Regions from separate parts of the Homo sapiens genome. Here region 2 is linked to region 1. A link is a contact called in ENCODE Hi-C or POLR2A ChIA-PET data. All regions are on one chromosome and are shown on one strand. Each heading gives the region's core, a stretch centred on a gene start or an enhancer-like site at or near the end of the contact. The rest is flanking DNA. Distances are from core to core; before and after follow the strand shown. Region 1 holds the start of ACTR3C (actin related protein 3C). Region 2 holds the start of ABCF2-H2BK1 (ABCF2-H2BK1 readthrough).

Region 1 (7,256 bases), core at 3,248-5,747:
ATTTGGATTTAATCTTTACCCAGTCTATTACTGAGCAAGTCTTGTCAATTTAGGCAATTTAAGAGTTAAAGTGTACACTCTACTGGGAAAATCCCCGGTTCCAAGTCGAGTGACTCTGAAATTTATTCACTGCACAGCATTTGTAAAATTGCTTCTTCTTTTTTTTTTTTTTTTGAGACAGAGTCTCACTCTGTTACCTAGGCAGGATGGAGTCCAATGGCGTGAGCTTGGCTCACCACAAGCTCCGCCTCTCAGGTTCAAGCGATTCTCCTGCCTTGGCCTCCCGAATAGCTGGGATTACAGGCATGCACCACCATGCCTAGCTAATTTTGTATTTTTAGTAGAAACGGGGTTTCTCCATGTTTCTCAGGCTGGTCTTGAACTCCTGACCTCAGGTGATTTGCCTGCCTCGGCCTCCCAAAGTGCTGGGATTATAGGCATGAGCCACCTCGCCTGGCCCAGAACAAACTTCTTAAGGGTCTGTCTAGCTCTGACATTCCACAAGGCTATGAAATGGTCCAGGAAGAGTTAGGGCAGGATGGCAAATTCAGGTGCCTTTGACTTTGGGAAGATGGAGGCAAAGCACTTTGTCCATCCAATTACTTTGTATTTATTTATTTATTGTTTGTTTGCCCAGACTCCAGTCTTGACAATTACTCTGCATTTTAAAACACTGTTGGGGCTAACCCTACCAACCTCTCCCCTGACCCGAGACAGAGTTAGCAGCTAATGTAGCTACTTCCCACTTTCTGTCACCCCTGCAAACAGGGCAAACAGGGATGCTGTATCTGGAAGCTCTAGGGGCAGGAGCCAGTCCTATTTATCCTTTGTAAAACACCTAGCAAAACGAGATGATTTTAGGTCAACCCTCCTGAAACTTGGCTTGGCTGCAGTGACAAGTTTTGTACCTACAGGAAGATCAGCATTTCCTTCCGTTCTTCCTCTGCCAATCCATCCCTGACTGGTCTTTTGCCCTCTTTTGAGTAAGAAACTCCTTGTTTTAGAGTGTTTCTGGATTAACGCTGGAAAGGGACCAACTCTGAGCCCATAGTGTGGATCCCATGTAACAGTACTCTTACCAGAAAAGGGGTTTCACCCCAGACCCCAAGGGCAGGTTCTTGGATCTTGCACAGGAAAGAATTTAGGGTGAGTCGCAAAGTACAGTAAAGTTTAAATGGTTTATTAGAAACTAATCTATTAGAGTAGGGTATCCTCAGGAAGCAAGAGGAAGAACGCCCTACCTCAAATGTAATGCTTGTTTGTGTAGGATATTAGAGCTAAGAATAGTGTATTTTATTACAAAGGCTTGTGATCGGCTTGTGACAGACTATCTGTATTGTTATTCTCTTGTGCAATTAATTTCAGAAAGAATTTATGAGTGGACTATTATCTTTAGAGCAAAATATAGTTTAAATTAAGAATGCCTTTTTCCAGGCCAGGCGCCATGGCTCAAGCCTGTAATCCCAGCACTTCGGGAGGCTGAGGTGGGTGGATCACTTGAAGTCAGGAGTTTGAGACCAGGCTGGCCAATATGGCAAAACCCCGTCTCTACTAAAAATATAAAAATTAGCCAGGTAAAGTGGCGCACATCTGTAATTCCAGCTACTTCGAAGGCTGAAGCAGGAGAATCACTTGAACCCGGGAGGCAGAGGTTGCAGTGAGCCGAGATGGTGGCATTGCACTCCAGCCTGGGCAACAGAGTGAGACTCCATCTCCAAAACAAAAACAAAAACAAGAATGCCTTTTTCCATTAACTTGTTTCCTCAACAATAAACATCTTGTGATCAAGAGTGCTGACTTCCTGGGAATGCAACCCAGCAGGTCTTGCCTTCCCCAGCCTTTATTTAGGATAGTGTCACTCTAGTTAGGACACCTCTGACAATACAACTCAAATCATTGGTAGCTCATGAAAAGAACTCACTCTTTGACTAAACTTGAGTCAGGCTCCTCTCAGTCCTCGTTTTGACTAGGCCCTGACCCTGGGCTGGTCCTTAACTCACTTAGTTCAGTTTTAGCAAGAATCCTGCTGAGTCAGTTCAGCAAAAATCCCCTACCCTTGGTATCTGATCACCTCGGCTTGTGTTCAGCAAAAATCTCCCTAACCTTTATGTGTCCTCTTAGTAATTTTCCATCTGCTGACTTCCACCCTGTTGCTTAACTATAAATCTCCACCTGTCCTTGTATTTGATGTTAAGCCTGATTTTTTTGCCCCTATTGCATAATCCCTATTGCAGCTGTTCTTGAATAAAGTCTCTCACCTTAACAATTGTTTGAATAATTTTTCTTTTAGTGCCATTTCCTACTGTAACATGCTGTGTGAGTCTCAATTTTCTGATCCATATAATGGAGAAACTAATACTTCCATCTCCGAGGCATGGAGATCAACTGAAATTAAAAATAACTTGCATATGGCTGGGCAGGGTGGCACACACCTGCAATCCCAGCACTTTGGGAGGCCAAGGCGGGCAGATCACTTGAAGTCAGGAGTTTGAGACCACCCTGGCCAATATGGCGAAACCCCGTCTCTACTAAAAATACAAAAATTAGCCAGGTGTGGTGGTTCACGCCTGTAGTCTTAGCTACTTGGGAGACTGAGGCAGGAGAATCGCTTGAACTCAGGAGGTGGAGGTTGCAGTGAGCTGAGATCACACCACTGCACTCCAGCCTGGGCAAGAGAGTGAGACTCCATCTCAAAAAAATAAAAATAAAAATAAAAAACTTGGATAAAGTGTAAAGATAAAAATCACTATTCTTGGGCAGGGGTCCCAGCTGTAGCCCAAGCTGGAGAACTAGACTGGCTTGGCATTAATTTGCTTGGGGCAGGAGAAGGGTCATCTGAAAGATATGGGAAAAGCTGAGGTTGCCCCTGGGAAGACTAGGGAAGCCTGCCCCCGGGCCAGCCCCTTGAATATGTCCAACTGAGGAGGTGGAAAGAAGTTCAAGGTAGCCAGGGAGACAAAAGTTGTTCACTTTGGTGCACATGTGGAACCAACATGGGACAAACAGGCATTTTGTGCTCGTCCAGGGAACATGACTTCTTCGGCTCCCACACAATTTGTAGCTGCAGGAGTGGCAGAGCACCAGAGTGGATGCAGGCCCAGATGTTCTCTGGGTTAGGTGTTAAGGACTTGTGGGAGTCATCAGGCAGCAGGCATTTGCCCCAGTGTCAGAGGTGTTTAAGCCAGAATTACTCCATCTTGAATAAGGGCTGGGTAAAATGAGGCTGCATTCATAGGAGGTTAGGCATTCTAAGTCACAGGATGAGACAGAAGGTTGGCACAAGATACAGGTCATACAGACCTTGCTGATAAAACAGGTTGCAGTAAAGAAGCTGGCTAAACGCCACCAAAACCAATATGGCAATGGGAGGGACCTCTGGTGGTCCTCACTGCTCATTATGCACTAATTATAATGCATTAGCATGCTAAAAGACACTCCCACCAGCAAGCACCATGACAGTTTACAGACGCCATGACACCATCATGAAATACTCTATATGGTCTAAAAAGGGGAGGAAGCCTCAGTTCCGGGAACTGCCCACCCCTTTCTCTGAAACTCATGAATAATTCAACCCTTGTTTAGCATATAATCAAGAAATAACCAAAAAATGGGTAACCAGTAGCCCTGGAGCTGCTCTGCCTATGGAGTAGCCATCCTTTTACTTCTTTGCTTTCTTAATAAACTTGTTTTCACTTTACTCTATGGGCTTGCCCTGAATTCTTTCTTGCATGAGATCCAAGAACCCTCTCTTAGGGCCTGGATCGGGACCCCTTTCTGATAACACCAGGAGACACCCTGGGTGGATTTCCTGAACCGACCGATAGATGAGCCTTCCACGCGGGAGACCTGGATCCTTATCGTCTTTGTGGCCCCTTCCATCTGCACGTGCGGACGAGGTCCGGGTCGCACTCGGGCGGTCAGCCTGGCACGCACAGCGCCGGCGTGCAGGGGGCCTTGGGTGCCACCGAGTCCGGGAGGAAATCTAGGCCGCCATCCGTCCGGAGACTGGCACCTGTGACCACCACCCAACATGTATTGAACAAGGGCTTGGAGGTCCTTTCTCTAAGGCCGCACCGATAAACGATTACCGACTGTTGACCTCACGGCCCCTTCGCTTCCGGCCGCACCGCCTCGCTGCCCACGCCTGCGCACTCAGGCACCGCAGGTAGGAGGAACGTACCAACTGCGAGGCGGGGGGTGCGCGCGAAGACCCCCGCAGGCTGCGCTTCCGGAAGTAACCCCTGGCGCATCCCGGAATCCAGAGCGCCCACTACGGCCTTTGGCCAGGCCCCCTGGGCGCGTTCCGGGAGCTCAGGCCTGCGGCGCTGGGAGAAGCACGCTGGCCAACAAGTTGGGTGGTGGGCACGCGGCCCAGGGGTCAGGGGCCGCCAGGCGGCGGGCGGCGGGGCTGCGGCTCTTACCTGCCGAGGAGGCGCCGGCTCTGCGGTGCGGAGTTGCGCCGGACTTCCCAGCTTGGCCAGTGGCTCCGCAGGCTGCCGGCTCCACCCCTCAGGTAAGCGGGGACTGGGCCGCCGAGGTTCAGGGAAGGGGGCGGCTGTCGGGGCCCGTGCCGGCCCCGGGGGGCCACCTGCTGGGCCAGCGGTGCCCTCGCGCCGAAACACACTGGGAGAGGCCAGAATCTTCCGGAACAGCCAGCCCTTACCCATCTCTCCCTCTGTGCCGAGAACTGCCCTGAAATACTGTGGTATTAATTAACTCGTTTAACACTAACAATCTCATGAGGCGGGTGCTGTTACTATTCCCGTAATGTAGACGAGGAAACCGAGGCGTGTGCTGGAGCAGGATCACGGCCGTGCTCAGAGACGGGCTCTGGATGCCATGCTCTGACTCCATTGTTAGCCCTAAGCTTCCAGAAAGTAGCAGAGTGCTGCCGTGTCGTTTGTAACAGATCTCACTTTGTGTCATTTTTTTTGCACAGTATGAAACCTAATGATGCATGATTATTATTTAAAACATCTTGCTTAGACTTTATAAGTAGTCAAATTTGCGTGTGGGACAAAACCCCAAAACATGCAATGGCTTGCTCTCCTCTTTTCCTTTCACACGTTCATCTCCTCCTATCCCTTTCTCTCACCACCTTTCAATCTTCTCACAGATGTTGTGGAGGAAGATGAGACTTGAGGGCCCAGCAGGTGCTTAAAATCCCCTGCCTGGTGGGGGTGGAGTAGACACTCTGTCCCCCTGCAGTGCTGGAGTTGAGAGCAGAGGGGCTGGAGAGGGACTGGGCGGAGTGAGAAAGGCCTGGCATAATCATGGAATGCCCAGGGTGGGGTTCTACTTCTCTTGCAGGCACAAGAGAAGTAGAAGAGTGGCCGCTTTCCTTCTGGGCACGCACTTGGGAAAAGGCTTGGTGAGAGCAGCGAGAAGAATAGGTCTAATTTCTTGAGCCAGTGTGCGGAGGTGCTTCCCAGCCCAGGCTAAGCCAGATCACTCAGCCAGCCGCTGGCTGCCTTTACAGATGTACGGCTCCCCGTGAGCAATCAACATGCCTGGCTCTCAGGCATAAGCTGCCTCACTTCCCTTCTGCACAGCACTCCAGGACTTGCCTGCTACCAGACCCATCCTACTTTCTCTGTCAGGAAAAATGAGAGTTCTTCCTGGTCTCTTGAGGCCAATCCCTTCCACCGCCTGTGCCCTGGATCCCTTTCTCCAGGAAGCTTCTCTTCCCTGTGTAGTTAGCCTCCCCGCTCTTCCCAGGTCACCTTCTCTCTGTTTAGGGACAGAGCCAAGCCTTTTCCCTCCCATCCCCACCTCCAGCATTCCCGGTTCCTGCTTCTCCCCCACTTCCTGCTGTACCGCCCACTGAAGGGACCTTTGACCCCGCTGACCACTGCTTTTGGAAAGTCTTTTCTTGGTTTCCCTAACTTCACTTTACTTTGGTTTTTCCTTGTCTCTCCCCTCTGCCTCTCAGTCACCTTTGAGATCTGCTCATCCTCTCACCTCCCTGTATTGTCAGCATTACCTGGGCAGCCCCCTCTGGTGTTTTCCTTCAGTTTCTCTAGAAACTTGCCTGAAGATTTGCCCCAAAATAGCCCACATGGACCTGTATGAGGAAAGAGGCTCACTGTGGAGGCGCTCTCCATCATTCCTCCTCTTCCACTTGAGGCTTAGGCATGGGCCACCTCCTGAACAGCTCTCCCCACAGTCTCCTCCATGCATTGTGCCATCACCCCGCCCTGCCGTCACCCCGGCCTGGCCCGCTTTCCCTTTTGCCTCCCAGGGATGTGCCTGCTTCCCATGTGGCCTGGCTAGGGCGCTTTCCTGACTGCTGCCCACATGATCGACTATGGGCAGGCGTGCAGCCCAAAAGGCCGTGCTTCAGCTTAGAAGCCCTTGGAATCTTGTCTTGTTGTGGTTGTAGGCCTCCAATGTGTTGTCAGCTGTGGTGATGTGTGTCACAAGTAACTTCTTTTTTTTGAGACAGGGTCTGGCTCTGTTGCTCAGGCTGGAATGCAGTGGTGCAATCACGGCTCACTGCAATCTCCACTTCCCTGCTCAAGCCATCTTCCTGCCTCAGACTGCCAAGAAGCTGGGACCACAGGCACAGGCCATCACAGCTGGCTGATTTTTTTGTATTTTTTTTGTAAAGACAAGGTTTCGCCATCTTGCCCAAGCTGGTCTCAACCCCCTGAGTTCAAAGCAGTCCACCCACCTTGGCTTCCCAAAGTGCTAGGATTACAGGCGTGAGCCACCACACCTGGCCACAAGTAACTTCTTAGTTATAAAGTACTGAAATTTATCAATGACTTTCTTTTTAAAATTTACGTTTTAGATTCATTTGGATTCAAGGTTGGCTCTCAACAGTGCCAGCTGCACTGTCATCCTAAAGTACTTCTGTGGAAGAGAACATGGTGGTGTCACTGTTGTACCAGTGATGACACAAAATCCCAGATCTACCTGACGGGCCTGCGAGGGTTGAAGATTGTGAAGCAATAGCCTAAGGTAAACAACACCTTGCAAGACGGGTCTAAGCTCTTCAGTGTAATAGACCCTGTTTCTCAGTAGGTCAGCCCGGGGGCCCCCCAGGGATCCCTCCCCGCCTCATAGCACCATACCCCACTTTCCCCCTGGTCTAATGATGAGCCCATTTCTAGGTTGTCGTCTCATCCTGAGCCCCAAGTGCCAGCCAGGCAGCTACTCTCCTCTGTTCATATCTTGAAGGCAGAGTGCTGGCTCATAGTAGACATTTGATGAATTTCTGTTAAATGATTGAGTGAATCAAGAGTATCTGCAGA
Region 2 (6,477 bases), core at 424-2,923, 900 kb after region 1:
ATTATCTTGAGCTGGGCCTTGACAGAAATGTCAAATGTAGCTAGCAAAAACATGATGGTATTATAATTCAGTGTGTGAAAGGACAGAGATGTGGTGACTATCCAAGAGATAATAAATAGTCTGGATGGAGCAGAAGGCTGTTTAGGGAGTTTTCAGGGGGCAGGGAAGAGGGCTGGGATTGGACTGCCAAGGGCCTGGAATAGTCTTTACCGCATATGGCCATGTTTCCCAGTCTAGACGGTAAGTTTTTGGAGGGAAGACGGTAGTGCCTCAGTGTATAGCACCATGTCTAGCACTTGAGAAATAATAAATATTTCCCAAAATATAAATAACAGAAAGGGAGCTCTCTCCCAGGAAAAACCCCATAAATCAACTCATAAGTTACTCTCTTGTAGGTAGAGCCACTACACCAGTGAGAGGACAAGCTTATTGTATAATGTAGCAAAGAACCTGGCACATTGGTCACCATGCATAGAAATGGAAACTGAGAAAGGGGCAGGGAACTGATCCCCTCCTCACAATCTAATAGAGCAGCAAGGCAGCTCAGCAACTCTCACATCCGCTTGCCACTGAGTATGTGAGAACCTCGTCTTCGGCTTCCTTGCGCAATGACAGGGTGGCACGAATTCCAACTCTACTGATTTGATTCATCATGAAAAGTTGCATGACACCAGATACATTCTCCACTACCCCCAGCATCAAGATTCCAACTCTGGCTGGGGCATGCATTAAGTCTTAGCAACCATCCCCAACTCACCCCTCCCTCAATTCACCTGTGGTCTCTCTGCCATTGGCCTCATTCTTCTCTGCCACCTGTGGTTCTGTGACAACATCTCCATTTTCTTCATGTCCTTTTCTGGGCCGCTGTCGAGCTTTGGCAGCCTCCTTCTTTTTGGCTGCCTTCTTCTTGGCCAGGTCGGAGGGCATGATGATGACCCACAGGGGTAGGTTACTGTTGTTTCAGGGAGCCTGAAGGAAGGCAAACAGATACCCCCAAACCCTAAACTTACTAGTAAGAATGCCTGGGCCCTGCTCCATCCCTCTCAGGAATCTTCGTATCAACATCAAGCCTCTGATGCCCTGGCCTGCCCCCGCCTCGTCTGTTCCAACTTGGTCAGGGTATCCCAAACCAATGCCGATTCTCAGCGGCTCTTCTAATCTTAACATCTCTTCCCACAGGCACCAGTCCCCCACGGACTGCCTCACTTTGGAAACGCTCCTTCTTTCAGGGCCTCCGGCTGGGGACCAGGTTCTGCCCCTCAGCGGAGGTCTCCGTCTCCGGTTTCCCTACAACTTGGCGCTCCGCACTCAGCTAGCCGCCTCACTTTCCGGGCTTCCTCCTCCCGTCCGTCTCGGGCCTCTTCTCGATCGTCCCTCTCCACATCACCCGGCCGTCGAGCCCAGCCTCTTGCCGGGACGCACTCGTCCTCGCCCGCGTGAGTCCCCTCCGAGTCTCCACGCTCGTCACCCCCGGGTCCTCCCCCACCCCGCCCGTCAGCTTCTCTCCCTTAGCCCTATCTTCCCCCTCGCAGAGCCCTCCATCCAAACCCCGTCCCTGCTTCCTCTTCTAATTCTCTTTCCCCCTCACCGGCGGGGACCCTCTCCCTACAGCTCCCCTTCCCCTAACTCACTGGGCCTCGCTGCTCGGCCTATGTCGCAACAGAGCTGCTCCTTAGGATCCTCCGCGTGCGGCCGGCTCACCAGCCAATCACGGCCTCGGGTGGTTCTCGGCGCGCCGCGCTGCCTCCTTGGAAGTGTAGTCCTCAAGTTGCAGCGGCCAAGAGTGAGACCCGCCTTGAGGACTACTATGTATCCCACAGACCTCGCGGGGCCGCGTGACGCCATCAGGATGCGCGAGGCTCGGGGAGGGGGCGGGATTAGAGTCCAAGAGCTCTCTGCTAGCGGGCGCACTTCGGGCGCTGGAAACTGCAAATCCCAGATTGCTCGTTGGATAAACCGGCTGAGCCTTCAGGCTTTACCCCACCTCTCGAAAATCCATTGAGCTGTTGTGGAGTTACGAGTTTTTAGAGCTACCTAACCGACTCAGGCAGCAGGGCGTGCAACTACACTTCCCAGCTTGCCTCAGCGGGAGTAGATCGAAACAATGGGAGAGGAGAGGTGGGAGCGTGAGGGGAGGACTAAAATGAAGGGGGCGCTGGGCAGGGAGGGGTTCCAGAAAGCGGGGCATCGCTGCAAAGATGTTGCCAACGGAATTCCTTCACGAAAGAAAGCGCCTTGGTTTCATTAAACCTTAATTTTAGAGGCTGGTTCATTGTTAAACTTTTAGAAGGTGCCAGACGTTGTTTTGGAACCTCGGCCGCTTAGCCTCCCCGCTGCCGCATTGTTAGGTTTCCACTGAAGCCATGCAAGTTTGGTGGAAAGGGCCCCGAGATAAAAAGGCCCCTTGGCTGAGATTTGTTTTATTATTAGTTAGCCATGCTACCGGGCCCGTTACTTTCCCTTTGAGTCTCACTGTTTAAAATCTCTCACATGACATTTTGGGCTGGATGGTTTAAAAATAAATACAATCTCTCAAGGACTTCACATTACCTACATTGTAAACTCCAAATGTTTAGCCTCAAGTACAAGGCAGGCCCTTTGTGATCTTTGTTACTTCTCCAGGCTCCTGTGCAGCAGAAGCCTCACCATCAGTGACGTTTGGGGCAGCAAAGGAAGCTATTGCTCCCTTTGAGCATATTCTCCAAATGTGGCACCTTTTCGCCCACAGTCCGTGACTCAAACAATGAGAATTAGTTTTTCTTCTCAAACTCATACTTCAGTAGAACTTACCTACTTAAATAGTTCGGAGATTAAGCGTGCTATTTTACACCTGCATGCCTTTGAACATACATTTTCCTAGAATATCCTCCACCAACGAAGTGCCTACTATCTGTCAGGCTCAGATATATGTGCTGGAGTTGCAATGGTGCAAAGTCACTCCCTGACCTCAGGGAGCTCATAATAAAGAAGGAACATGTGAAAAGTAAACAAGCCGGGTGTGGTGGCTCACACCTGTAATCCAAGCACTTTGGAAGGCCGTAGTGGGAGGATCATTTCAGCCCAGGAGTTCAAGGCTGCAGTGAGCTATAATCAAACCACTGCACTCCAGACTGGGTGACAAAACTAGACCCTGTCTCTAAAAAAACAAAAAACAAAAAAAACAGACCTTGACACCATGAAATTAAGTGCCCTAAACGAAGTGACTTTCGTGTGTTGCTGGGGTACCTAGGTGGAGACCTCACTTGGCATAGCATAATTAAGAGCATAACCCCAGTTCTATGCTTCATTGTGTGGCCTTGGGCAAAGTACATGTTCTCCTCTGTAAAATGGGAATATAGTTACAAAAAGAATACAGTTAAATGACTGTAAAACCCTTCTGTATGAAGCAAAAGAGTTATTTATGGGCCGGGCACGGTGGCTCACGCCTGTAATCCCAGCACTTTGGGAGGCCGAGGCCAGCGGATCACGAGGTCAGGAGATCGAGACCATCCTGGCTAACACGGTAAAACCCCGTCTCTACTAAAAATACAAAAAATTAGCCAGGCATGGTGGCGGGCACCTGTAGTCCCAGCTACTCGGGAGGCTGAGGCAGGAGAATGTCGTGAACCTGGGAAGTGGAACTTGGAGTGAGCCGAGATCACGCCACTGCACTCCAGCCTGGGCAACAGAGCGAGACTCCATCTCAAAAAAAAAAAAAAGTTATTTATGATTGTGGATCACATAAAAAGCACTCATTTGGCTGAGTGTGGTGGCTCATGACTGTATTCCCAGCACTTTGGGAGGTGGAGGCAGGTGGATCTTTTGAGCTCAGGAGTTCAAGACCAGCCTTGGCAACATGGCGAAGTCCTATCTCTATTAAAAAAAATACAAAAATTAGCCGGGCGTGGTAGCGCATCGCTGCGGTCCCAGTTACCCAGAAGGTCAAGGCTGCAGCAAGCTGAGATCGTACCACTGCGCTCCTACCTGGGCAACAGAGCAAGACCCTGTCTCAAAAAACAAAACACAACAAAGAAACAGATTCAAGCGCCTGTGCCTCCTGGGAGAAATATGCTTCTCCTTTCCCAGCCTCGTTTAAAAATGTGTGGTTACAGATAACAATATTTATTATGCTTTTTCATTTATGCCATCACATTAAACTCCCCACCCCCAACAAACTCCGAGGTGAGGATTATTACCATTTTGCAGATCAGGAAACTACGGTGACAAGCAGCTCTGGGCAGCTCTGTTGCCTAGGCTGGAGTTCAGTGGCACGATCATGGCTCACTGCAACCTCGACCTCCTGGGCTCAAGCGATCCTCCCACGTTGGCCTCCCAAGTAGCTGGGACTACAGGCAAGCACCACCATGCCTGGCTAATTTTTGTTTTTTTTTTTCAGAGATGAGGTTTTGCCATGTTGCCCAGGCTGGTCTGGAACTCCTGGGTTCAAACGATCTGCCCACTTTGGCTTCCCAAAGTGCTGGGATTACAATTCCAGGCATGAGCCACTGCACCTGGCTACAGTTTTTAAATTTTACATAGAGATGGTGTCTTCTTATGTTGCCCAGGCTGGTCTCAAACTCCTGGGCTCAAGAGATCCTCCTGCCTCGACCTTCTGAAATCCTGGTATTACAGGTGTGAGCCACCATCCCTCCCCCTGCCCACCCTGCCCTGGGTTTAGCCAGAGAAAAGAACTCGGGATGAGGGGAGAAGAAACAGGGAAAGAGAAATGGGAAAATGGGGGAGAAAAGGAGGTGAGTAAAGAGAGAGGAGAAAGGGACTGGCTAAATTTGAAAAAAATCACAGAAGGTCAGTGCTGGAAACAAGAATATTTGGCTTAGACTCTGTTTAAATTATGAAGAAACGGAGACCCAAGGAAGGAAATGTCTCTTGGAGAATTACCTAGGAACTTAGTAACTGAAAAGGATCTGGACCTGCAGTGTTCAGTATGGTAGCCTCCGGCCATATGTGGCTATGGAGCACTTGAAATGTGGCTAGTCTGAATTGAGATTTGCTGTTAAGTGTAAAATACACATCAGACTTCAAATATTCCATATAAAAAAAGAATGTAAAGTATCTCATCAATAATTTTTCATATTGACTCCATGTTGAAATGATTGGGATATATCTAATAATACAATAAAATATTAAAATTAATTTTACCTTTTTTAACTCTAAAAAATGTGGTTACTAAAAAATTTTAAACAACATATATGGCTCACATTTGTGGCTTGCACTAGATTTCTACTGGACAGCGCTGGTCTAGAAATCTTCTGACCTTGAGCTAAGTGTATCTGCTGTTTCCCAGTCTCTTCCAACAAGTCATTTACAACCTATCATGTGCCAGCTGATGAGAACAGATTCAGTTGCAGTCTAAGGATGAGACTAAAACAGGGATAACAGGTGCTGGTAGGCAATATCAGTGAGTTCTATCTTATATACTCCTAGAATGGTATCTATAAGATATACATACAAGATATTCTTGAGTGGTTCTTAACTTTACCAGCCCCAATGTTCCATTTTAATAACATTTTTATAACTCCCCATTTACTATTGTGAAATGAAGTTTATAGATAGTATAGCCTAACTACATACATAATTTCAAAAAAAATTATAGTGTCTGAACCAAAGCAGAAAGAATAAAAGGAAATCCTTTATAATAAGATAATACTTTTCAGTATGCTAGAAAGCATAATTAGTCAGATGCTAGTAGTTATGCATAGGAGCACCTTGAATGTGACAGTACAAATGCAGACTGAACGCTATGAATAACACTGCTATCAGTGACCCAGTTCTCCAAAATGGTGAGTAATTCCTAATAAATTCCTGAACACAACAAAGTATAATCTTCCTTCTGTTAACATGGTGGTTACATTCCTTAAAAATTCAGCACATTTTACACCCCTACAAGATTACTTTGTTTTTTGTATATAAGACACAGGCACATCAGATGATTATAACCAGTTTTTTTTTAACCTATATGAATATTCAGTAGGACATGTGAAAGCTGTGTGGGATCAGGACAGTTTTCTTGTGTGATACCATCTTGCAATGTGCAAGACATGGAGCCTCCTTGGCTCCTCTCCCCCAATCATTTGACAACAAAATTGCCCCGAACATTTCCAAATTGCTCCTTAGGGAGGGTGCCATTCTGGTTGGGGAACCACTGTGGTGGTCTGAATGCTTTACCTGTTCCCTGTTCCCCAGCCTTACCTTGGGCTGTTCTCCCCTCACCAGGCTCAAAGATGCCCTGGGCCTTCCCAGTTCTTCTCCAAGCCAATCTCTTTCCTCTCTCAGGACATTCTGGTGCTCTTTTCTTTGCCTGGAAAACTGTCCACTTCATGTCTGGATAACTTTTCCTGAACCTTTGGATCTCAGCATTGCCAAATTCCCAGTCTAATTTAATACTTTGTTTAGTTTTTCCACAGGACTCTGTGCTTTTCTGCAATGGTACTTATCAGACTGGGATTTCTACCTGTTTTATTCTTGCTATGTCAAGCG

The links. A loop is a pair of places that touch in the nucleus more often than their neighbours do. ChIA-PET counts read pairs that join two places held with the same protein, here RNA polymerase II (POLR2A). Pooled maps may share reads with other maps.
Region 2: a loop to region 1 is called in a pooled map, with 18 times the contacts of the local background. The contact joins the promoter of ABCF2-H2BK1 here to the promoter of ACTR3C in region 1. A Hi-C loop is called at or near these places in 1 of 37 single-sample maps with no recorded cell type and 10 of 50 pooled maps. POLR2A ChIA-PET finds 5 or more read pairs at or near these places in 1 of 52 experiments (K562).

The regions. Positions count from the first base shown.
Region 1 is chr7:150,319,048-150,326,303 of GRCh38, forward strand. ACTR3C (actin related protein 3C) reads right to left here and starts at 4,498. Exons shown (of 8, transcript NM_001164458.2): 1 at 4,422-4,498. LRRC61 (leucine rich repeat containing 61) reads left to right here and starts at 4,308. Exons shown (of 3, transcript NM_001142928.2): 1 at 4,308-4,513; 2 at 6,794-6,963. RefSeq lists enhancers at 3,528-3,637, 3,688-3,747, 5,068-5,137 and a silencer at 4,358-4,677.
Region 2 is chr7:151,225,532-151,232,008 of GRCh38, forward strand. It overlaps ABCF2-H2BK1 (ABCF2-H2BK1 readthrough), which reads right to left and starts at 1,674. Exons shown (of 17, transcript NR_160983.1): 1 at 1,632-1,674; 2 at 774-969. ABCF2 (ATP binding cassette subfamily F member 2) reads right to left here and starts at 1,674. Exons shown (of 15, transcript NM_007189.3): 1 at 1,632-1,674; 2 at 774-969. The coding sequence starts at 927. RefSeq lists a silencer at 1,451-1,510 and enhancers at 1,611-1,660, 1,771-1,850.